Regions from separate parts of the Homo sapiens genome. Here region 2 is linked to region 1. A link is a loop called in an ENCODE intact Hi-C map of the cell type or tissue named here. Cell type or tissue: psoas muscle. All regions are shown on one strand. Each heading gives the region's core, and the rest is flanking DNA. Links, peaks and the distances in the headings are about the cores only. Region 1 has its middle 110 kb from the start of PBDC1. Region 2 has its middle 28 kb from the start of MAGEE1.

Region 1 (13,162 bases), core at 1,651-9,650:
AATCACAGGAAACCAGGAGGCAGAGGTTTCAGTGAGCTGAGATTGCATCACTGCACTTCAGTCTGGGTGACAGAGTGAGACTACATCTCAAAAAAAATTAAAATAATGTCAAGTATTTTCTCTAACCATAATGAAATAGAATTAGAAATCAAAATCAGAAAAAAAAGAGCAGTTTTGGAAAATATACAAATACATGAAGATTGCACAATATGCTCCTGAATATCTACTGCATCATTGAAAAAATTTAGAAGAAAATGGAAAGACATCTTGAAACAAATAATAATGGGGGCATGATATATAAAACCTAAGGTATACAGTGAAAGCAGTACAAAGACGAAAGTTTATAGCTCTAAATGCCTACATCAAAAAAGAGAAAAACTCAAAATAAACAATCTAACAATGCATATTAAAATCACAAAAGCAAGAGCAAGTCAAATACAAAGTTAGTAGAAGAAAAAAATTAAGATCAGAGCAGAAATAAATAAAATTGAAATGAAGAACCAATTCAAAAGATCAGTGCAACAAAAAGTTGGTTTTTTGAAAAGTTAAACAAAATAGACCAATTGTTAGCCTAATCAAGACAAAAAGAGAGATAATACAAATAAAACAAAATAAAAAAGAAGACATAATGACTGATACCATGGAATTTCAAAGGATTATAAGTGGCTACTATGGGCAACTATACGACAATAAATTGGGAAATCTAGAAGAAATGGAAAAATTCCCAGACACATTCAACCTACCAAGATAGAACCTCCAGAAAGATATAAAAATCCTGAGATCACTAACAAGTAATGAGATTAAAGCTGTAATAAAAAGTCTCCCAGTAAAGAAAAGCCTGGAACCCAATGGCTTCACTACTGAATTTTACCAAACATTTAAAGAAATAATACCAATTAAACTCAAACTTTTCTGAAAAATAGAGGAGGAGGTTATACTTTCAAACTCATTCTACAAAGCCACTAGTACCCTAATACCAAAACCAAACAAAGTCACATAAAAATAAAAAACAAACCAAAAGAAAACTATGAGTCAATATCACTGATGAATATTGATGCAAAAATCTTCAACAAAATACTGGCAAACGAAATTCAACAATAGTTAGATAGAATATACAATATGGCCAAGTGGGATTTATTTCTGGGATACAAAAATGCTTCAACATATGCAAATCAATCAATGTGATACACCATATCAACAGAATGAAGGATAAAACCATATAATTATTTAATTAAGGCTAAAAAAGCATTTGATAAAATGTAACCTCCCTTCACTATTAGAAAAGAACTCTCAAAAAACATGGTACAGAAGGGACATACATCAATGTAATAAGAGTTATCTATGAAAGACCCACAGTGAGTACCATACCAAATGGCAAAAAACTGAAAGCCTTTCCTCTAAGATCTGCAACAAGACAAGGATGCCCACTTTCATCACTGTTACTCAACATAATACTGGAAATTCTAACTAGAGGAATCAGACAGGATAAAGATATAAAGGACATTCACAATGGAAAAAAAGAAGTCAAATTATCCTTGTTTACATATAATATGATATTATATATGGAAAAAAATAAGGGCTCCCCAAAAATAAACTATTAGAACTGATAAACAAATTCAGTAAACTGGCAGGATACAATATCAACATACATAAATCAGTCACGTTTTCATATGCCACAGTAAACAATGTGAAAAAAATTAAAAACCAATCCCGTTTGTTAATACAATAGCCACACATTAAATTAACCTAACCAGAAAAGTGAAAAATCTCTATAATAAGAACTATCAAACACTGATGAAAGAAATTGAAAGGAACATAAAAAATAGAAATACATTTCATGTTTATGGAATGGAAGATTCAATATTTTTAAAATGTCCTTACTACTTACAGCAATCTCCAGATTCAATGCAATTCTTATCAAAATACTAAAGACATTCTTCAGGTAAATAAAAAACATTCTCAAATTTATATGGAACTACAAAAACACAGCATAGCCAAAGCTATCCTAAGCAGAAATAATAAAACTGGAGCAGTCACATTACCTGACTTCAAATTATACTACAGAGCTATAGTAACCAAAACAGCAAGGTGCTGGCATAAAAACAGACAGACCAATGGAACAGAATAGAGAAGCAAGAAATAAATACATACACCTACAGCAAATTCACTTTTAATAAAGGTGCCAAAAATACACTGGGGAAAAGACAGTGTATGTTTATTGTTTTTCAATAAATGGTGAAGAAAAACGGGATCTCCATATGCAGAAGAATAAAACTAGTCCTCTATCTTTCACCCTACACAAAAACTAGATCAAAATGAATCAAAGACTTCAGTCTAACACTTCAGTTTATAAAACTACTTCAAGAAAATGTTCAGGAAAATCTCCAGAACATTACTCTGGGCAAAGATTTGTCAAGCAATGCACCACAAGCACAGGCACGCAAAGCAAACATCAACAAATTGGATCACATCATGTTAAAGAGCTTCTGCAAAGCAAATGATACAATCAACAAAGTGAAGAGACAGTTCACAGAATGGAAGAAAATATTTGCAAACTACCCATATAACAAGGGATTAATAATCAGAATATGCATGGAGCTCAAACAACTCTATAGGGAAAAATTTAATAATTCAATCAAAAAGTGCACAAAGATTGGTATACACATTTCTCAAAAGAAAATATAGAAATGACAACAGGCATATGAAAAGGTGCTCAACACCATTCACGATCAGAGAAATGCAAATCAAAACTACAATAAGATATCAACTCGCTCCCGTTAAAATGGCTTATATCCAAAAGATAGGCAACACTGGAAAGAATGTGGAGAAAAGGGAACACTCATACACTGTTGGTGGAAATCTAAATTAGTACAGCCACTATGGGGAACAGTTTGGAGAATCCTCCAAAATGAAATCTAAAAATAGAACTACCATGCAGTCCAGCAATACTACAGCTGGGTATATACCCAAAGTATGAAAACCAGTATGTCAAAGAAATATCTGCACTCCCATATTTGTTGTAATGCTGTTAACAATAGCCGAGATTTGGAAACAATCTAAGTGTCTCTTAATAGACTAATGCAAAAAGGAAATGTGTAAGGTGTAAGGAAGTGGTCCAGTTTCAGTTTTCTGCATATGGCTAGCCAGTTTTCCCAGCACCATTTATTAAATAGGGAATGCTTTCTGCATTGCTTGTTTTTGTCAGAGTTCTCAAAGATCAGATGGTTGTAGATGTGTAGTGTTACTTCTGAGGTCTGTGTTCTGTTCCATTGGTCTATATGTCTGTTTTTGTACCAGTACCATGCTGTTTTGGTTACTGTAGCCTTGTAGTATAGTTTGAAGTCAGGTAACATGATGTCTTCAGCTTTGTTCTTTTTGCTTAGGATGGTCTTGGCTATATGGGCTCCTTTTTGGTTCCCTATAAAATTTAAAGTATGTTTTTCTAACTCTGTGAAGAATGTCAATGGTAGTTTGAAGGGAATAGCATCGAATCTATAAATTACTTTGGGCAGTATAGCCATTTTCATAATATTGATACTTCCTATCCATGAGGATGGAATGTTTTTCCATTTGTTGGTGTCCTCTCTTATTTCCGTGAGCAGTGGTTTGTAGTTCTCCTTGTTCCTTCACATCCCTTGTTAGCTGTATTCCTAGGTATTTTGTTCTCCTTTTAACAATTGTGAATGGGAGTTCATTCATGATTTGTCTCTCTGCTTGCCTATTGTTGGTGTCTAAGAATGCTTGTGATTTTTGCACATCGATTTTGAATCCTGAGACTTGGCTGAAGTTGCTTATAAGCTTAAGGAGTTTTTGGGCTGAGATGATGGGATTTTCTAAATATATTATTATGTCATCTGCAAACAGAGACAATTTGACTTCCTCTCTTCCTATTTGTATATGCTTTATTTCTTTCTCTTGTCTGATTGTCCTGGCCAGAACTTCCAATACTATGTTGAATAGGAATGTTGAGACAAGACATCCATGGATTAAAGACTTAAATGTAAAACCCCAAACCATAAAAACCCTAGAAGAAAACCTAGGCAATACCATTTAGGAAATAGGCATTGGCAAACAATTCTTGATGAAAATGCCAAAAGCAAATTCAACAAAAGCCAAAATTGGCAATGGGATCTAATTAAACTACAGAGCTTCTGCACAGCAAATAAACTATCATCAGAGTGAACAGGCAACCTACAGAATGGGAGAAAATCTTTGCAATCCACCTATCTGACAAAGGTCTAATATCCAGAATCTACAAGGAACTTATATTTACAAGAAAAAGCAAACATTCTCGTCAAAAAGTTGGCAAAGGATATAAACAGACACTTCTCAAAAGAAAACATTTATGTGACCCACAAATATATGAAAAAAGGCTCAACATCACTGATCATTAGAGAAATGCAAATCAAAACCACAATGAGATACCATCTCACGCCAGTTGGAATGGCAATTATTTAAAAGTCAAGAAACAATAGATGGTGGTGAGGGTGTGGATAAAGAGGAACTCTTTTACACTGTTGCTAGAAATGCAAATTAGTTCAACCATTGTGGAAGACAATGTGGTGACTCATCAAGGATCTAGAACCAGAAATACCACTTGACCCAATGATCCCATTACTGGGTATATATCCAAATGAATATAAATCATTCTACTATAAAGACACATGCATATGTAAGTTTATTGCAGCACTATTTACAATAGCAAAGACATAGAATCAACCCAAATGCCCAACAATTCTAGACTGGATAAAGAAAATATGGTACATATACACCATGAAATACTATGCAGCCATAAAAACGAATGAGATCATGAGATTTGCAGGGACATGGATGAATCTGGAAGCCATCATCCTCAGCAAACTAACACAGGAACAGAAAGCCAAACACTACATGTTCTCACTCATAAGTGGGAGTTGAACAATGAGAGCAAATGGACACAGGAAGGGAAACGATACACACCGGGGCCAGTCTGGGGATGGGAGGTAAGGAGAGGAAAGTCATTAAGAGAAATAGCTAATGCATGTGGGGCTTAAAACTTAGATGATGGGTTAATAGGTGCAGCAAACTACCATGGCACACAATACCTATGTAACAAACCTACACATTGTGCACTTGTATCCTAGAACTTAAAGTAAAATTTAAAAAAAGAAAAAGAAAATGTACATATACACAACGGAGTACTATTCAGCTATTAGAAAATAAAATTCAGTTATTTGCCATACACGGATGAAACTGGAGTTTATTATGTTACGTGAAATAAGCCAGGCACAGAAAGACAAACATCACATGTTGTCACTTTTTTTGTGAAATCTCAAAATCAAAGCAATTGAACCCATGGAGATAGAGAGTAGAGTGACGGTTGTCAGAGGCTTCGAAAGGTAGTGGGGCAGTGAGCGGGAGGTGGGGATGGTTAATGGGTACAAAATATAGTTAAAATGAATGAACAAGCCCTAGTATTTGATAGCACAACTGGATGACTATAATCAATAATAATTTAATTGTGTATGTAAAAATAACTAAAATAGTATAACTGAATCGTTTGTAACACAAAGAATAAATACTTGAAGAGATAAATACCCCATCTTCCATGATGTGATTATTATGCATTGCCTGTCAGTGTCTAAATATCTCATATACCTTATAAACATATACACCTATTATGTACCCACATAAATTAAAAATTTTTAAATTTAAAAAATCAAATGGCGATATGGTAGATTATAAACAAATTATATATAAAAATTAGCAGATTCTGAGATATATGCAAAAATACTAAGGGCTAATAATGTCCAGGGAAATCCTAAAGAAGTTAAAGTTTTAACACAAGATGTCAAAAATAATTATAGAGTTTCAATTCTAGCATGGCAATATAGAAGCAAGTTTGTTTCTCTTTCACCCACGAAAAACAAAAACAAAAAAAAAATATATAGCACCAAGATCTTCACAGGCAACAACCCAGAGCTCAAGTATAAGGGTGGACAGTTATCAGGGTCACAGAGCAGTGGAAAAACTCTGAGCAGACCGTAGGAGATCTGGAAATTCACATCCACAATGCCCTCCCCTCCATTCTTCCAGGCACCAACCATAATGAGTAACTCACCTCAACTCATGATTTCTACACTGGGAAAAGTAAAATTGAGCTGGTCAACCATCATTTTCACCTTCTTGGTTCCCTTGGCAAAAAACAAAAAAAAACTGTTTGTGCCTTAATTCATAGGTACTATCACAACATCCAGAGGGAGAACTATCCCTGAGGACAGGCAGAGACAAAGGAAAGAAGAAAGACTAGCATCCTTAGCCAGGAAATTCAGCTCTGTAAGTCAGCCAAAAAGATCCCAAATGAGAGTGGCTGGAGGTACATTCTCCAGGTCCCCAGGGAAAAATCCAGCCAGACTTCCCACTCTGCTGGGATAATCCCTTTAGGATCTTCCACATTTGGAACTGGTAGTGCTCTGACAATTTACTAGAGCTGAGACAAACCTGGGGTTAGGGTGCCACCTAGAGCCAAAAAGGAGACAGCAACCTATCAGTAAACCTAAAGCAAACAGTAAAACTTAAGCAAATATATCTAGTAAAAACCAGAACAAGCTAGATAAAGAAAAGTGGAATAAAAAATAAATACTTCAATGCAAAGACATAGATTTATAACCACAGAAAACTACAGCAAATGGAAACATAACCTTCCCCAAATGACAAAGCAAAAATCCAGTGACTGACCAAAACAAGATAGCAATTTGTGAGCTCTCTGACCAAGAGTTCAAAGTAGCAGTTTTAAGGAAACCTATTGATCTCCAAGATAACAATAAAAAGTAAATTAAAAATTTATCAGAAAAATTTGACTAAGAAACTGACATAAATAATAAAAAGATATGTTGGAAATGAGAAACACATTTGCTGATCCAAAGTCATTAGAGGCTCAAAACAGTAGAATGGATCAAGTAGAGGAAAGAATCAGTGAGCTTGAAGACTGGCTATTTGAAAGTGCACATTTAGAGGCCAAAAAATAAAAAAAGAATAAAAAGGAATGAAGATCAACTACAAGGTGTAGAAAATTACTTCAAATGATCAAATCTAAGAATTATTGGTGTTCAAGAGGGAGCTGAGCAAGAACAAAGGCTGGAAAGGTTATTTAAAGGAATAATAACAAAAAATTTTCCAAAATTTGAGCAATATATAAATATCCAGACACAGGAAGGTCTGATAACAACAGATTCAACCCAAATAAGACTACCTCAAAAGGAAATAACAATCAAACTCTCAAAGGCAAGAACAAAAAGATCCTATATGCAGCAAGAGAAAAGTAGCAAATAACATGTAAAAGAGATTCAATTCATATGGCAACAAATTTCTTAATGGTAACCAAAAATGCTGCAGGAAAAAAAAAGACATTTTCAAAGTGCTTTTAAAAAAAACCCTGTTGGGGGATCTAGAACTAGAAATACCATTTGACCCAGCCATCCCATTACTGGGTATATACCCAAATGACTATAAATCATGCTGCTATAAAGACACATGCACACGTATGTTTATTGCGGCATTATTCACAATAGCAAAGACTTGGAACCAACACAAATGTCCAACAATGATAGACTGGACTAAGAAAATGTGGCACATATACACCATGGAATACTATGCAGACATAAAAAATGATGAGTTCATGTCCTTTGTAGGGACATGGATGAAATTGGAAATCATCATTCTCAGTAAACTATCGCAAGAACAAAAAACCAAACACCGCATATTCTCACTCATAGGTGGGAATTGAACAATGAGATCACATGGACACATGAAGGGGAATATCACACTCTGGGGACTGTGGTGGGGTGGGGGGAGCGGGGAGGGATAGCATTGGGAGATATACCTAATGCTAGATGACGAGTTAGTGGGTGCAGCGCACCAGCATGGCACATGTATACATATGTAACTAACCTGCACAATGTGCACATGTACCCTAAAACTTAAAGTATAATAAAAAAAAAAAGAAGAAAAAAAAAAAACCCTGTTGGAAGGGAGCATCACACACCTGTCGGGGGTCAGGGGCTAGGGGAAGGATAGCATTAGGATAAATACCTAATGTAGATAATAGGTTGATGGGTGCAGGAAACCACCATGGCGGGTGTATACCTATGTAACTAACCTGCACATTCTGCACATGTATCCCAAAACCTAAAGCATAATTTTTTTAAAAAAAAGCCTCTCACCCAAGAATATTGTATCCAACAAAATTTTCATTCAAATTTGAAGGAAAGATAAATTATTTTAGAGAAAAATGAAAGCTGATAGAATTCACCACTGCCACACCTGCATTATAAGGAATGCTAAAGGGTGTACTTCAGTCTGAAAGAAAACAACACTAATGCACTAATGTGCAAAATAAAACTTTTCAAGGCATAAAACCCACTGATAGTAAAGTACATACATGAACCCAGAATATTGCTGTATTTTCAGTGTGCAATCCACTCATAACTCTAGTACAGAGCCCAAAATAAAAATTTAGCAAAAACAATAATAGCTACAACAACTTTTTAATAGATAGATAGTCAATATAAAAATATGTAAATTGAGGCAAGTAAAAGTCAAAATAAGAGAGATGATGGAGTAAAAGAGTAGATTTTTTGTGTTATTCTCCCTTTGTTTCTTTCTTTTCTTTCATTTGTGATTTGAGGTAAGTCATTTTCTCTTTAAAATTGCTTGTTACATCTATAAAATATTTTTCTAAGTCTAATAATAACCACAGCACAAAAACCGATTTTTAGATTCACTAAAAAAAAGCAACAAATTAAAACATAATTCCAGTGATAATCACTTATCCACAAAGAAAGAGAGTAAGACAAGAAGAAAGGAAAAGAGGGGTCTCAAAACAACCAGAAAACAAGCAACAAAATGACAGTAGTAAGTCCTTACTTATTAATAATAACACTGAATGTAAATGGACTCGTCTTCAATTAAAAGACATAAAGTGGCTGAATAGAAAAATACACAAGGCACAATTATATGCTGCTTTAAGGAACCCACTTTACCCTACAAAGACACACACAGACCGAAGTAAAGGCATGGAAAAAGGTATTCCATTGAAATGAAAACCAAAAAACATCAAGAGTAGCCATGCTTATATTGATATTAATACAATAGACTGTAAATCAAAGATTTTTTAAAGTAAGGTCACTATATAATAATAAAAGAGTCAACTCAGAAGGAGGGTATACCACTTATGAATATCTATGCATCCAACACCAGAGCTTACAACACTCTAAAGCAAACATTAATATATCTGAAGGGAGAGATAGACTGCATTATAATAATAGTAGAGGACTTTAATAACCCACTCTTGGTAATGGACAGATCACCTTGACAGAAAATCAAAAAAGCAACAGGGGGTTACACTACACGTGAGATCTAATAGGCCTAACAGATATTTACACATAATATCACCCAATTGCTGGAGAATAAAAATTCTTTTCATCAGCACATGGAATATTTTCCAGAATAAATCATATCTTAGGCCACAAAACAAGTTTTTAAAACTTAAAAATAATATAAGTTACATCAAGAATCTCCTCTAGTCACAATGGAATAAAAAACTAGAAATCAATAATAAGGGGAATCTAGGAAATTACACAGACACGTGGAAATTAAACACCGTGCTCCTGATTGACCAATGAGCCAATGAAGACATTAAGAATAAAGTTTAAATATTTCTTTTTTTTTTTTTTTTTTGAGACGGAGTCTCGCTGTTGCCCAGGCTGGAGTGCAGTGGCTCAATCTCGGCTCACTGCAGGCTCCGCCCCCTGGGGTTCATGCCATTCTCCTGCCTCAGCCTCCGGAGTAGCTGGGACTACAGGCGCCCGCCACCTCGCCCGGCTAATTTTTTGTATTTTTAGTAGAGACGGGGTTTCACCGTGTTAGCCAGGATGGTCTCGATCTCCTGACCTCGTGATCCGCCCGCCTCGGCCTCCCAAAGTGCTGGGATTACAGGCGTGAGCCACCGCGCCCGGCCTAAATATTTCTTGAAACAAATGAAAATGGAATACCACATACCAAAATCTATAAGATGCAGCAAAAGCAGTACTAATAAGGATGTTTATACCAATAAATGCTTACATCAAAAAAGTATGAAGAGTTTAAATCAACAACTTAAAGATGCACCTCAAGGAATTAGAAATGAAAGAGCAAACAAACCCAAAATTAGTAGAAACAAAGTAACAAGAATCAGAGCAGTAATAAATAAAATTAAAAGTAAAAAAATACAGATGATCAGCTACACAAAAAGTTGTTTTTTTGATAAATAAATTAACAGAGCTCCAGCTAGACTAAGAAAAAAAAGAGAGAATTCAAATAAATAAAATCAGAAACAAAAAAAGGAGACATAAGAACTGAGACTTCAGAAAAAGAAAGAATTATTAGAGACTATTATGGACAACCTACACTCCAACAAATTGGAAAACCTAGAAGAAATGGGTAAATTCCTGGACACATACAACCTATTAAGATCGAACCAAGAAGAAATAGAAAACCTCAATGAAGCAATAATGAATAATTAGATTGAAGTTATAATAAAAAATTTTTGTTAAAGAATAGCTCAGGGCCTCTAGCTCAAAGCTGAGTTCCACCAAACATTTAAAGAATACTAGTATTATTCAAACCTCAAACTGTTCAAAAAAATTAAATAGAAAAGGATACATTCAAACTCATTCTATGAGGCCAATTCACCGTCATACCAAAGCCAGATGAGAAGACAACAAAAAAAGAAAACTATAGGCCAATATTCCTGATGAACATAGACTCAAAAATTCTCAACCAAATACTAGCAAATCAAATTCAACAGCACATAAAATAAATCATTTACTATAATCAAGTGTGGCTTATCTCAGGGATGCAAGGAAGGTTGAGCATATACAAACCAATCAATATGACACATTACACCAACAGAATGAGGGACAAAAGCCATTTGATCATCTCAATAGATATACAAAAATTGTTCAACAAAATTCAACATTCCATCATGGTGAAAACATTCAAAAAACTAGAAATAAAAAATGTATTTCAACACATTAAAGACCATTTCTAACAAATCCACAGCAGACATCATACTAAATTAGGAAAAGTTGAAAGCTTATAAAAAATAAAAGGATTCCAAATTAAAAATAAATAAGTAAAATCATTTCTGTTTGAAGATCACATAATCTTATACACAGAAAACTTAAAGACTCCACCAAAATACTGTTAGAACTAGAAGTAAAAAACAAATTCAATAAAGTAAATGAGTTCAGTAAATCAACATAGAAAATTCAGTAGCATGTCTATATATTAACAACAAAGTAATTCAAAAGGAAAATAAGAGAACAATCCCATTTACAATCTCTACAAAACATAAACTGTTCAGGAATAAGTTCAACCAAGGAGGTAAAAGATCTCTACACTGAAAAGTATACAACATAGATGAAAGAAATTGAAGACGATACAAAGAAATGAAAAGACATCTATGTTCATGGATTGAACGAATTAATATTGTTGAATTTGCTGGCAAGATGGCCAAATAGGAACAGCTCCCGTCTGCAGCTCCCAGCGAGATAGATACAGAAGGTGGGTGATTTCTGCATTTCCAACTGAAGTACACAGTTCATCTCATTGGGACTTGTTGGATAGTGGGTGCAGCCCACAGAGGGTGAGTTGAAGCAGGTTGGCATTTCACCTTACCAGGGAAGTGCCAGGGGTTGGGAAATTTTCCTCCCCTAGCCAAGGGAAGCCATGAGGGACTGTGCCATGAAGAACAGTAGACTCCAGCCCAGATACTGTGCTTTACTCATGGTCTTTGCAACCCACAGACCAGGGGATCCCCTCCGGTGCCTATGCCACCAAGGCCTGGGGTTTCAAGAACAAAACTGGGCAGCCATTTGGGAGGACACTGAGCTAGCTGCAAGAGTATATATATATATATCTCCCAGTGGCACCAGAAACATCAGTCAGACAGAGGCGTTCACTCTTCTGGAAAGGGGGTTTAAGCCAGGGTACCAAGTGGTCTGGCTCTGTGGATCCCAACCCCATGGAGCCCAGGAAGCTAAGATCCACTGGCTTGAAATTCTTGCAGCCAGAACAGCAGTCTGAGGTCGACTTGGGATGCTCCAGCTTGGCGGGGGAGGGGTGTCCACCACTGCTGAGGCTTGAGTATGGCATGTTACCCTCACAGTGTAAATGAAGCCACCAGGAATTTGTTTTTTTTTTTTTTTTTGGTCAGCTATTTCAATTTTTTTTTATTATATTTTAAGTTTTAGGGTACATGTGCACATTGTGCAGGTTAGTTACATACGTATATATGTGCCATGCTGGTGCGCTGCACCCACTAACTCGTCATCTAGCATTAGGTATATCTCCCAATGCTATCCCTCCCCCCTCACCCCACCCCACCACAGTCTCCAGAGTGTGATATTCCCCTTCCTGTGTCCATGTGATCTCATTGTTCAATTCTCACCTATGAGTGAGAACATGTGGTGTTTGGTTTTTTGTTCTTGCGATAGTTTACTGAGAATGATGATTTCCAATTTCATCCATGTCCCTACAAAGGACATGAACTCATCATTTTTTATGTCTGCATAGTATTCCATGGTGTATATGTGCAACATTTTCTTAATCCAATCTATCATTGTTGGACATTTGGGTTGGTTCCAAGTCTTTGCTATTGTGAATAATGCCGCAATAAACATACGTGTGCATGTGTCTTCACAGCAGCATGATTTATAGTCTTTTGGGTATATACCCAGTAATGCGATGGCTGGGTAAAATGGCATTTCTAGTTCTAGATCCCTGAGGAATCGCCACACTGACTTCCACAATGGCTGAACTACTTTACAGTTCCACCAACAGTGTAAAAGTGTTCCTATTTCTCCACATCCTCTCCAGCACCTGTTTTTTCCTGACTTTTTAATGATCGCCATTCTAACTGGTGTGAGATGGTATCTCATTGTGGTTTTGATTTGCATTTCTCTGATGGCCAGTGATGGTGAGCATTTTTTCATGTGTTTTTTGGCTGCATAAATGTCTTCTTTTGAGAAGCGTCTGTTCATGTCCTTTGCCCACTTTTTGATGGGGTTGTTTGTTTTTTTCTTGTAAATTTGTTTGAGTTCATTGTAGATTCTGGATAATAGCCCTTTGTCAGATGAGTAGG
Region 2 (13,162 bases), core at 3,496-11,495, 180 kb before region 1:
AGAAGATAAACAAATGGGCCACAAACATATGAAAAAGTGCTCAACGTTACTAATTATCACGGAAATGCAAATCAAACCCACAATGCGATACCATCTCACTCCTGCAAAAATGGCAATAATCAAAAAATCAAAAAATAATAGATTTCACCATAGATATAGTGAAAAAGGAATACTTTTACAACGTTTGTGGAAATGTAAACTAGCACAACCATTATGGAAAACTGTGGAGATTCCTTAAAGAAATAAACTAGAACTACCATTTGATCCAGCAATCTCGCTCCTGTGTATCTACCCATAAGAAAAGTCATTTCAGAAAAAAGATACTTGCACACACGTTATAGCAGCACAATTTGCAATTGCAAAAATATGGAACCAGCCCAAATGCCCATCAGTCAATGAGTGGATAAAGAAAATATCACACACACACACACACACACACACACACACACACACACACAGTGGAATACCACTCAGCCATAAAAAGGAACAAAAAATGGCATTCACAGAAACCTGGATGGAATTGGATACCAGTATGCTAAGTGAAATAACTCAGTAGTGGAAAACCAAAGAGTGTATGTTCTCACTCATAAGTGAGAGCTAAGCTATGTGGATGCAAATATGAATGATACAATAGACTTTGGGGACTCAGGGGAAAGGATGGGAAGGGGTGAGGAATAAAAGACTATACATTGGATACAGCTTGAGTGATAGGTGCACAAAAATCTCAGAAATCACCAATAAAGTGTTTATTCATGTAAAAAATCAACACTTAAATAAAACTATTGCATCATTCTTTAAAAAACAAAAAAAAGGCGGGGGGCACATATACACCCTAGAGTTCTATTCAGTCATAAAAAATGAGATTCTGTCATTTGCAACAACATGGTTGAAACCGTAAGTTACTATGTTAAGTAAAATAAGCCAGGTACTAAAAGACAAACATTGCCTGTTTTCACTTATTTGTGGGGTCTAAAAATCAGCACAATTGAACCCATGGAGATCAGGGAGTAGAAGGGTGGCTACCAGATACTATGAAGGGTATCAGGGAGCTACTGGGAATGTGGGATAGTTAATGGATACACAAAATAGTTAGAATGAATAAATAAGGCCTGCTGTTGACAGAACAATAGGTCCAGTATAGTCAGAAATAATTTAATTGTACATTTAAAAATAACTATAGGAGTATAATTGGATTGTTTGTTACACAAAAAATAAGTGCTTGATTGGATGGCCTCACTATCTTCCATAATGTAATTACTATGCATTGCATGCCTGTATCAAAACATCTCATATACCCAAAAATATATAGACCTACTACGAACCTGTAAAAAATAAAAATAAAACAATATATACTTGCCAAAAGTTGACTTCAGTACATGATTTTTAAAACTCTGAAATAAATAGGTATAAAAATAACTCAACATAATAAATAGCGTATATAAAAATCCCATAGCTTACATCATACTCAGTGATAAAAATCTGAAAGCTTTTCTGCTAAGATCAAAAGGAAAAAGTGAAATTATCTCTGTTTGCAGATGACATAACCTCAGATGTATGAAACCCTAAAGACTCCACCAAAACACTTTCAGAATTAATAAATGCATTCAGTAAAGTTGCAGGATATAAAATTAGCATCCAAATTCTGTTGAACTTATTTTACCTGTTTTATAATTTCAGCTTTCATGTTAGATTCAGGGGGTACATGTGCAGGTGTGTTATATGGGTACACAGTGTGATGCTAATGTTTGGGATACAAATAATCCTGTCACACAGAGAGTGAACATAGTACTAGAAGCTAGTTTTTAAACCCTTACCCTTCCCTCCCTCCTTCTTCTAGTAGTCCCCAGTGTTTGTTGTTGTCACCTTTTCATCCATGGGTACCCAAAATTTAGCTCTTGCTTACAAGTGAGAACATGTAGTATTTGCCTTTTTGTTCTGAGGTTAATTTGCTTAGAATAATGGTCTCCTGCATCCATGTTGTGGCAAAAGATATGATGTCATTCCTCTTTATGGCTGTGTAGTATTCCATGGTGTATATATACCACATTTTTAAAAATCCACTCCACCATCGATGAGCACCTACATTGATCCCTTATCTTTTCTATTGTGAATAATGCTGTGACAAACATGAGTGCATAGCTTTTTTTTAGTAATTTTTTTCAGGATATATACCCAGTAATGAGATTGCTGAGTAAAATGGTAGTTTTGTTTTAAGTTCTTTGATAAATCCCCAAACTTCTTTCCACAGTGGCTGAACTAATTTACATTCCCACTAACAGTATATAAGCATTCCCTCTTCTTTGCAGCCTCACCAGCATCTGTTGTTTTTTGACTTTTTAATAATAGCGATTCTTGGCCAGACATGGTGGGTCATGCCTGTAATCCCAGCACTTTGGGAGGTTGAGGCTGGTGGATCATTTGAGGGCAAGAGTTTGAGATGAGCCTGGCCAACATAGCGAAACTCTGTCTCTACTAAAAATACAAAAAAATTAGTTGTGTGTGGTGGCATGCACCTGTAATCCCAGACACTCAGGAGGCTGAGGCATGTTAATTGATTGAACCTGGGAGGCAGATGCTGCAGTGAGCCAAGATAGTGCCACTACACTCCAGCCTGGGTGACAGAGTGAGACTCTGTCTCAAATACTAAAATAATAAGTAATAATAATAATAGCGATTTTGACAGATGATGTTAGATGGTGTCTCATTGTGGTTTTGATTTGCATTTTCCTAATGATTAGTGATTTAGAACTTTTTTCATATGATTGCTGGATGCTTGTAGGACTTCTTTTGAGTAGTGTCCATGCCTTTTGACCATTTTTATTAGGATTAATTGGTTCTTATTGTTTAATTGTTTAAGGTCTTTCTAGATTCTGGATAATAGACCTTTGTTGGATACATAATTTATGAATAGTTTCTGGTACTGTGTAGATTGCCTGTTTACTCTGTTGAGAGTTTCTTTTGATGTTCAAATGTTTTTTAGTTTAATTAGGTCCCACTTGTCAATTTTTGTTTCATTGCAATTGCTTTCGGGGACTTACAAACTATTTGCTAAGTCCAGTGTCAAGAATGGTATTTCCCAAGTTGTCTTGTAGGATGTTTGCAGTTTGAGGTCTTACCTTGAAATCTTTAATCAATTTTCAGTTAATTTTGTGTATACTGAAAGGTAAGGGTCCAGTTTCGTTCTCCTGTCTATAGCATAGCAGTCATCTCAGCACTGTTTATTGAATAGGAAGTCCTTCACCCATTGTTTTTGTCAGCCTTCTTGATGGTTAGATGGCTGGAGGTGTACAGCTTTATTTCTGTGTTTTCTATTATCTTCCATTGGTCTATGTGTCTGTTTCTGTGCAAGTACCACGTTGTTTTGATTACCACAGCCTTATAGTATAGTTGTAAGTTGGGTAGTGTAATGTCTCAAGGTTTGTTCTTTTTGCTTAGAATTGTTTTGGTTATCCAGTCTCCTTTTTGGTTCCACATAAATTTTAGAATAAATTTTTCTAAATCTTTGAAGAACAACAATGGTATTTGGGTAAGAATAGCATTAGATATGTAGATTGGTTTAGGCAGTATGGCCTTTTAAGAATATTGACTCTTTCAATCCATTAGCATAATTTTTTTTCATTTATTTCTGTTGTTGCTGATTTCTTTCAGCAGTGTTTTGTAATTCTTTTTGTAGAAATCTTTCACCTTCTTGGTTAGCTATTTTTATAGTTATTTCTTTTTTTGTTGCTATTATAAATAAAATTGTTTTGTGGATTTGACTGTCAAACTGGATAATACTGGTGCATAGAAATGCTACTAATTTTTGAATATTAATTTTGTTTTGTGAAACCCTACTAAAATTGTTTACCAACTCCAGTAGCCTTTTGGCAGAGTCTTTTGGGTGTTCTAGGGATGGAATTATCTCACCAATGAAGAGAGAGAGCTTGACTTTTTTTTTTTTCCTATTCGGGTGCCTTTTATTTTTTGTTCTTGCCTGATTGCTCTGGCTGGGGCTGCCAGTACCATGTTAAATAGGAGTGGTGATAGTGGGCTTGTTTCAGTCTTGATACAGTTCTGAAAGGTAATGACTCTAGCTTTTGCCCTTTCAGTAGGATGTTGGCTGTGGGTTTGTCATAAATGACTCTTATTGTTATGAGGTATGTTCCTTCAATGCCTAGTTTGTTGAAGGTTTTTATCATGAAGAGATGTTAGGTATTATCAAAGGATTTTTGAGATGATCACATAGTTTTTGTTTTTAACTTTGTTTCTGTGATAAATCACATTTATTGACTTGCATATCTTGAACCAACATTGCATCCTAGGAATAAAGACTATTTAATTATAGTGAATTAACTTTTTCATGTGCCACTCGTTTCACTTTGCTAGTATTTGTTGAGGATTTTTGCATATATATTAATCATGAATGTTGGCTTGTAGTTTACTTTTTCATGTGTGTTTGTCAGACTTTCGTATTAGGATGATGCTGGTTTTGTAGAATGAGTTAAGGAAGAGTCCCTCTGCCTAAATTTTTAAAAATAGTTTAAGTAGAGTTGGTATCAACACTTTTTGTACATCTGGTAGAATTTAACTATGAATCCATGTGGTCCACAGCTTTTTTGGTTGGTATTTATGCCAGATTCAATTTTGGAACATGTTATCAGTCTGTTCAGGGTTTCAATTTCTTCCTGATCCTATATTAGTAGGCTGTGTGTTTCCAGACATTTATCCATTTTATCTAAATTTTCTAGTTTCTGTGCATAGAGGTGTTCATCATAGTTTCTGAAGACCTTTTGTATTTCTGTGGGATCAGTTATAATGTCACCTTTGTCATCTGATTGGGCTTATTTGGATCTTCTCTGTTTGGTTTCATTGATCATTTTTATAAATTTTTATGTCTCAATTTCATTCCACTCTGCTCTGATTTCAGTTGTTTATTTTATTCTGCTAGCTTTGGGGTTAGTTTGCTCTTTCTTTCTAGTTCTTCTAGGTGCAACGTTAAACTGTCAATTTGTGACTTTTCTAACTTCTTTATGTAGGCATTTGGTGCTACAAACTTTGATCTAAACACTGCTTTTGTTGCAAGAGATTTTTTGTTGTATCTCTGTTTTAATTTATTTCAAAGAATTTGTTGACTTCTGCCTTAATTTTCTTGTTTACCCCCAAAGTCATTTGGGAACAAGTATTTCAGTTTCCAATTAATTTTGTGGTTTTTGAGAGATCTTCTTGGTATTTATTTATATTTTTATTCCATTGTGGTCTGAGATTATGCTAGGTATGACTTTTTAAAAAATTTATTGAGACTTGCTTAATGGCTGAGCATGGGATCAATCTTGGAGTACATTCTATGAGCAGATGAGAAGAATGTATATTCTGTGAATGATGGGTGAAATATATATATTAGTTCCCATTTGCCAAGTGTCTAATTTAAGTGCAGACTTTCTTTGTCAGTTTTCTGCCTTGATAATCAACCTAATATTCTCAGTATGGTGTTGATGTCCCCCACTATTATTCTGTGGCTGTCTAAGTCTTTTTCTAGTTCTAGACATACATGTTTTATTAAACTGGGTGCTCTAATGTTGGGTGTATGTATACTTAGAATAGTTAAGTCTTGTTGAATTGAGCCATTTATCACTACGTAATGCTCTTATTTGTCCTTTTTTTAACTGTTTTTGTTTAAAGTCTGTTTTATTTGATATAAAAATAGTGATCCCTGCTTTTTTTTTAAAGCTCTTTCTCCACCCCTTTACTTTGCACCCATTGGTGTAGTTACATGTGAGATGGGCCTCTTGAAGACAGCAATAATTGAGTCATAGTTTTATTCAATTTGCTACTCTCTGTTTTTTTTTTTTTTAAGTGGGGCATTTAGGCCATTTACATTCAAAATTGATATTGATATATGAAATTTTGATCCTGTTGTGATTTTAGCTAGTTGCTTTGTAGTCTTGATAGTGTAGTTGCTTTACAGCATCTCTGGGCTATGTATTTAATTGTGTTTTTGTTATAGCAAGTATTGTTCTTTTGTTTCCATCTTTAGAACTCCCTTAAGAATCTTTTAGAAGGCTGGTTTAATGGAAACAAATTCCCTTAGTTATTCCATGTATGAAAAAGTTTTTATTTCTTCTTTTCTTATGAAGCTTAGTTTGTAGGAATATGAAATTCTTTGTTGGAATATGTTTTCTTCAAGAATGTTGAAAATAGGCCCTCAATCTCTTCTGTCTTATAAGCTTTCTGCTAGTAATTCCACTGTTACCTTGATGGGGTTCCTCTTGTAAATGATTTGACCCTTTTCTCTAAATTTCTTTAAGATTTTTTTCATGCTGACCTCGGAATGTCTGATGACTACATGTCTTGGAGCAGTCATCTTGTATAGTATGTCTCAGGGGTTTTCTGAATTTCTTGAATTTGAATGTCAACTTCTGTAGAAAAATTGGAGGAATTTTCATGGGCCATATCCACAAATATGTTTTCCAAATTGTTTACTCTCACATTTTCTCTTAGATATGGTAGTGTGTCAATATATTACTGATAGAAGGTGTCCAAGTTCTTGGCATCTCAAACAAAGAATTGGATAAAATGCAAAAATGAAGTGAGGAAAGCAAAAGTAGGGATTTATTGAGAACAAAAATACACTCCACAGTGTGGGAGCAGGCCCAAGCATGGAGGCTCAAGAGCTCCACTTACAGAATTTTCTGGGGTTTCAATACTCTAGTGGTTTCCCATTGGTTACTTGGTGAATATTCTATGTAAATGAAGAGAATGAAGTGAAGTCACAAAGTCATTTACTCAGAATGCACCCTATTGTAAATGGAGAAGCTGTTACTTGGTGTGTGTGGTCTATGTAAATGGAGAGGATAAATATGAAGTTGCAAAGTGTAAAAGGAGAGCATGTTACCTGGAGCATGTGGTCTATGTAAATGGTGAGGATGAATGTGCAGTTACAAAGTGTAAATGGCGTGAATAGAGAGGATGAAGTGAAGTTACAAAACCATTCACATTCCTGTCATTGCTAAAGTGCTTTCATTTGCTTTAGTTCTAGGAAGTCAGCATGGATTGGTCCCATATTCCCTGCCTCCAGGCCCTATTCTGCTGCCTCAATAGGTTTGGTTTGTTTACATAATCCCAAATTTTTTGAAGGCTCTGCTCATTTTTCTGTTCTTTTTTCTTCACTTTGGTCTGACTGGGTTGATTCAAAGAAAGAGTATTCAAGCTCTGACATTCCTTCTTCTACTTGTTCTAGTCTAATTTTAAGTCTTCCAACTATACTTTGACATTTCTGTAGTAAATTATTAAGTTTCAGAAATTTAGTTTACTTATTTTTTAAAATGTCTATGTCACTTTTCAACTCTGGGATCATTTTACCTACCTCCTTTGATTAGATTTCAACTTTCTCTTAAATCTCATTAAGCTTCCTTGACATCTACAGTCTGAATTCTATGTCTGTCACTTCAGACATTTCAACATGGTTAGAATCCATTGCTAGTGAGCTAATGCAATCCTCTAGTAAAGAACAACACTATGACCTTTTAAGTTGTTTGATTTCTTGCACTGATTCCTTCTCATCCGAAGGGGTTAGTGTTCCTTTTTCTTTTTAAATTGTTGTTGTTTAAATTAAAATTTTGGTTTTTATATTCTTTTTTTCTCTTGAGGGTTTGACTGTGGTGTATGTTGGGTATAGTCAATTTGCTTTATTTCTGGGTTCTCTCAGAAAGCCAAGGCATATGAGCATCTTAGTTGTAGCTGGCTTTCTGAATTGGGTTTTACCGGCATTGACTGGGTGCTGAAGGAATTTGTTTTTGCTTTGTGGTGTAATGCAGGCTACAATCCAGTAGATGGTGCTTAAGAGTAAGTATCCGCAGAGAGATTCTTAGCTTCATGCCTCTTTTCTATTTCAATGCATATGCAGCACTGCTCTGGGAAGGGGCAGTTGGGGGATGGGGATGAGAGATTACCCCCTCGCCAAGTCTGTTCCTAGGCCTGGGGAGAGCCCCTTTGATCACTGGAGCTGCACCCACATTTCTTTACCTTCAAGGGGACCCCTATGGGCTGCACTCCCCCTTCACTTGGGGTGACTTGAGCTGAAGGTTAGGCCACTGGGAGACCTGCAACTCCTCAGTGATCCACTGGTTCTCTCAACTTGGCAGGGTCACAGTGGGTTGTGGAGTATGTCTGTGAGTGGTCTGGTGATGCAGTGTATAAAGGGCAGAGAATTCATAGGTAGGGTGGTGGTTCTGTAGGTTTGCATCTAGTGTAGCACCTGCAGCCTGGGGATTTTTTTTTCCCAGCAGATGGCTGTGGGTTCCTCCAAGCTTGCAGTTTTCTGTCTGAGTCTCCCTTTGGTGTCTCCTCATGTGCAGGCTTGACCAGCTAGATTTGTCCCAGGCCTTCTGTGCCCAGATCGCTGAGTTGTTCCAGGTGTTCTGGTTCACATGGCTCCCTCAGACAAAAGCTGTAGCTGGCCAACAGGCCAACCCAGGCCAGTCTTGCAGAGGAAGGAATGCCTAGCTCCTATTTCAGCACACAAACACATTCCTTATGCTTTGCAGTGTTCTGAAACAGGGGGCTCTTCTCTGGCTCAAGCTCAGGCCACAGATCTCAGCTCAATAACCCTGGGCTGTGTGCTCAAACACTAGAGGGTTGGGACTGGGCCTGTGGCATTTTCTTCTGGGTCCTTGGGGTCAAACACTAGCTGTGTTGGTGGAGCCAAACTGCTCCCAAGCCACCAACAACACACGAAGGTGAGGCAGTGAATTGTGTGCTGTGTGCATCCTCTTGCAGAAGCAGCCAGGCAGGCTACCTTAGGAAGGGCCAGCAGAGAAGGGGACATGTAGATAAAATGTGCCCTGGTCTAACAGGAAAGGAAGGCCTGCTTTTTCCTGGCCTAACAGACAGCTGGGGCTACAGCCACTTAGATAAAAATGGAAAACCTTGGCAAATGGACACCTATGGTCGCATTTTGCTGCAGCTCCTCTGCATGCCATAAAATCTTCTGGAGTCTGCACATGTTTGAGCTCTGCCTTCACCTACTCTCCATGCAGTTTGCTCTGTCAATTCAAATGTTTATGTGGGTCATGGGATGTCTTGTATTTAGGATTTCAGAGATCCACTGTGGGAGTGTGGTGCCCCACTGTTTCTTCACTCATCACTTCCTTAGGACCTGTTAAGGACTGTGAGCTGGTCTTGGTGCTTGGTGACTGGATGTGAGTTTCCTAGCTTCCTCCCTCTTCAGCCTCAGTGTCTGTATCACCTATCTATTGACTTGCAGTATTTTCTCTCAAAATGTCTGTTCAAAGTGTGATGGTTTACTAAATATTTTGCTTTCTTTTGGTGTAAGAGGTGCTTCCTTGCTTTATCTAGCCAGTCATCTTGTTCCTTCCCTTGAACTACAGTTTAGATAAAGTGGGGTGAACACACATACAAAACATTCTATCCAAAAACAGTAAAGTATGTATTTCTGTCAAGCATACGTGGAATACTTTTTGAGATAGGTCATATGTTGGGCCACAAAAGAAGTCATAACAAATTTCAGAAGATATAAATTATGTTAAGTTTCTTCTTTGACTACGATGATATGAAACTAGGAATCAACAAGAAAAAAATACAGGAAAATTTGCAAATATATGGAAATTAAACAGCACGCTACCAAACAACCCATGGATCAAAGGAGAACTTAACAGAGAAATAAAAAATATCTTGAGAGAAAATAAAATAGAACCACAACATTTACAAACCATTTAGATGTAGCAAAAGTAGTTCTAAGAGAGAAGCTAATTGTAATAAATGAATGCATCAAAAAAGAAGAATGATCTCAAACAAACAACCTAACATAAGATCTCAAGGAGCTGAGTGAAGATGTGTAAACTAAGCCCAAAGTTAGTGTAAGAAGGCAGAAACAAAGATCAGAGCATAAATAAAATAGACTAGAAAAACAACAGGAAAGGTAAACAAGAGTTAGTTTTGTAAAAATGATAAACAGAATCAAGGAAACTTTTGCTACACTATAAAAGAAGAGAGATTTAAATATACAAAATTAGAAAAGTGAAAAGATGCATTATAACTGATACCTCAGAAATACAAAGGATACATTACAACTGATAGTACAGAAATAAAAAAAATCATAAGAAACCATTATGAGTAATCACATACTGCCAAATTGGATAATCTAGAAGAAATGAATAAATTCATACAATAATATAACCTATGAAAACTGAATCATGAAGAAATAAAGAATCTTATACCAATAATAAAAAGATCTAATTAGTATTCAAAACGCCCCAAAAGGAAAAACCCAGAATCAGATGGCTTTTTGACTACATCTTATCAAATATTTAAGAAAGAGCTAATACAAATCCTGCTAAAGTTCTTTTCTATAAATTAAAAATGAGGGAATGCTTTTAAAAACATGTACTAGGCAAGCAATGCCCTAACACCAGAGGCAGACACAAATAGTCTGAGAAAAATAATTACACGCCAATATCCCTGATGAACACAAATACAAAGAAAATCTTCAAAAAATACTAACACGACAAATTTAATACCAAATAAAAAGGGCCATTCATAATGACTAAGTAGGATTTTCCCTAAGATGCATAATTCAACATACACTAATCAATATATGTGATGCAACACTTTAACAGAATGAAGAATAAAAATTATAAGATTATTTAAATAGATGCACAAAGAACATTTAAAATTTTCAACATTCTTTCATGATAAAAACTCTTAGCCAATTAGGTATAAAAACAATGTACCTCAACAGAATAAAGGCCATGTATCACATGCCCACAGCTAACATCAAACTTGAGAGTGAAAAAGTAAAACCTTTTTCTCTATGGTAAGAAACAACACAAGGATATTCAGTCTCATTACTTCTACTCAACATATTACTAGAAGCTCTTAGCCAGAGCAATTAGGCAAGAAAAATAAATAAAAGCCATTCAAATTGGAAAGTAAGAAGTTAAATGGTCTGTGTTCTATTATTTGAAATATGAAAAACCGTGAAAAGTCCAGCAAAAAACTGTTAGAACAAATAAATTCATTAAAGCTTCAGGATACAAAATCAATGTAGAAAAGTTAGTTTCATGTGTATATGTTAAAAACAAACTATCTGAAAAATATCAAGAAAGCAATCCTATTTAAAATAGTTACAAAAATACTTTGGAATACATTTAATCAAAAAGTTAAAGAATCTGTACATTGATAACTATAAAACATTGATAAAGAAAATTAAAGAAGATGCAAATAAACAGAAAGGCTATTCCATGTTCATAGATTGAAAGAAATAATATTGTTAAAGTTTCATACTACTAAAGCCAATCTGAATTCAGTGTAATCTTTATCAAAATTCCAATGACCTTTTTCACAGAAATGAATAAAACAATCCTAAAACTCATATGGAACCACAAAATATCATAAATAACCAAAGCAATCTTGAGCAGAAAGAAAAAAGCTGAAAGCATCACACTACATGGTCACAAAATCAACTACAAAGCTGATTTGATAATGATCAAAACAGCATGGTATGGCAGAAAAATAGACATATAGATCAACAGAACTGAAAGAAGAGCCTAGAAATAAATCTACTCATCTCTGATTAATTAATCTTTGACAAAGATGCCAAGTACCTACAATGGGGAGAAGACAGTCTTCAATAAATAGTGCTGAAAATACTAGATATTCACAGGTAGAAGAATGAAACTGAACACTTGTCTCATTCCATATACAAAAATCAATTCAAAATAGAAAAAAGACTTAAACGTAAGACCAAAAACTATAAAACTATTAGAAAAATAAAAAGGAGAAAACCTTCATGAAATTGATCTTGACAAAGATTTCTTGGATTTGACCCCAAAAGCACGGGCAGCAAAAGCAAAAATAAACTTCACATGTTCTCACTCACTTGTGGGAGCTAAAAATTAAAACAACTGAACTAATGGAGATCGAGAATAGAATAATGGTTTCAAGAGGCTGAGAACTGTAGTGTGTGTGGGAGGGGAGTGGGGGTGGGTACAAAAATACAGTTAGATAGAATTAATAAGATCTAGTATTTGATAGCACATGAGAATAACTGCAGTCAACAATAATTGTACATTTTTAAACAACTTAAAAAATATGATTGGAATGTTTGTAATACAAAGAAGTAATAAATTATTGAGATGAGGGACACCCCATTTACCCTGATATGATTATTACACATTGTATTCTTGTATCAAAATATCTTGTACACCTGATAATTATATACACCTACTATATACTCATAAAAATAAAAAAAAAAAACTTAAAAACAAGATGAGGATGCCCCCTCTTGCCGCTTCTAGTCAACACAACACTGGAAGTCATAGCCAGAGGAATTAGGCAAGGAGAACAAATTTAAGAAATCCAAATATGAAAAAGAAGTTTCTATTTTTGCAGATGACATGATCTTATATATAGTCAACCCTAAGGACTCGACCAAGTAACTGTTAGAATTAATAAACAAATTCTGTAAATTTGTCAGTTACAAAATCAATACACAAAAAAACTATTGTGTTTTAAACAATAATAATAAACTATCTGAAAAGAAATCAAGACAATTCCATTTTTAATAGCTACAAAAATATTTAGAAATAATTTTTATGATTTCCTGAAGGATCTGTACACTGAAAACTATAAAACATTAATCAAATAAAGACAAAATAAATGAAAATGTAGCCCACATTTAAGAATTTTAAAAAATTATTGTTATTTTCCACACTATCCAAAGCTGTCTAAACATTTAATGCAATTTTTTCAAAATTCTAATGTCATTTTTCACAGAAATTTTAAAAAAACTCCTAGAAATTATGGAACCACAGAAGACCCAGTATAGCCAAAGAAATCTTTTGTAAATGAAAAATGTCAGAAAGCATCACATACTCTGATTTCAAAATATACCATAAGGTGATTGTAATCAGAGTAGCATAGTACTAATATAAAGACAGACACACCAATAAATAAAACAGGATAGAGAGCCAAGAAATAAATCCATGCTTTTATATTCAATTGATCTTTGACACAGATCCCAAAACACACAATGAAGAATGGACAGTCTCTTGAACAAATGGTGCTGGGAAAACCAGATATCCACATAAAGAGAATGAAATTAGATGCTCATCTCACTCCATATACAAAAATCAACTTAAACTAGATTAAGGGATTAATATGGAAC

The links. Peaks named below come from ENCODE experiments on the same cell type or tissue, not always from the same donor. Only the 100,000 strongest peaks of a DNase experiment are listed, where the experiment ranks them.
Region 2: a loop joins it to region 1, with 6 times the contacts of the local background. A loop is called at or near these places in 55 of 110 quality-filtered maps.

What each region holds. Positions count from the first base shown.
Region 1 is chrX:76,272,512-76,285,673 of GRCh38, reverse strand. No RefSeq gene overlaps it. Among named protein-coding and RNA genes, the nearest start is that of PBDC1, 110 kb to the right of the region's middle. In psoas muscle, for the core only: a CTCF peak has its summit at 6,529 (motif pointing left); no DNase peak of the experiment used is centred there; H3K27me3 peaks cover 381 bases.
Region 2 is chrX:76,449,460-76,462,621 of GRCh38, reverse strand. No RefSeq gene overlaps it. Among named protein-coding and RNA genes, the nearest start is that of MAGEE1, 28 kb to the right of the region's middle. In psoas muscle, for the core only: a CTCF peak has its summit at 7,786 (motif pointing right); no DNase peak of the experiment used is centred there; H3K27me3 peaks cover 459 bases.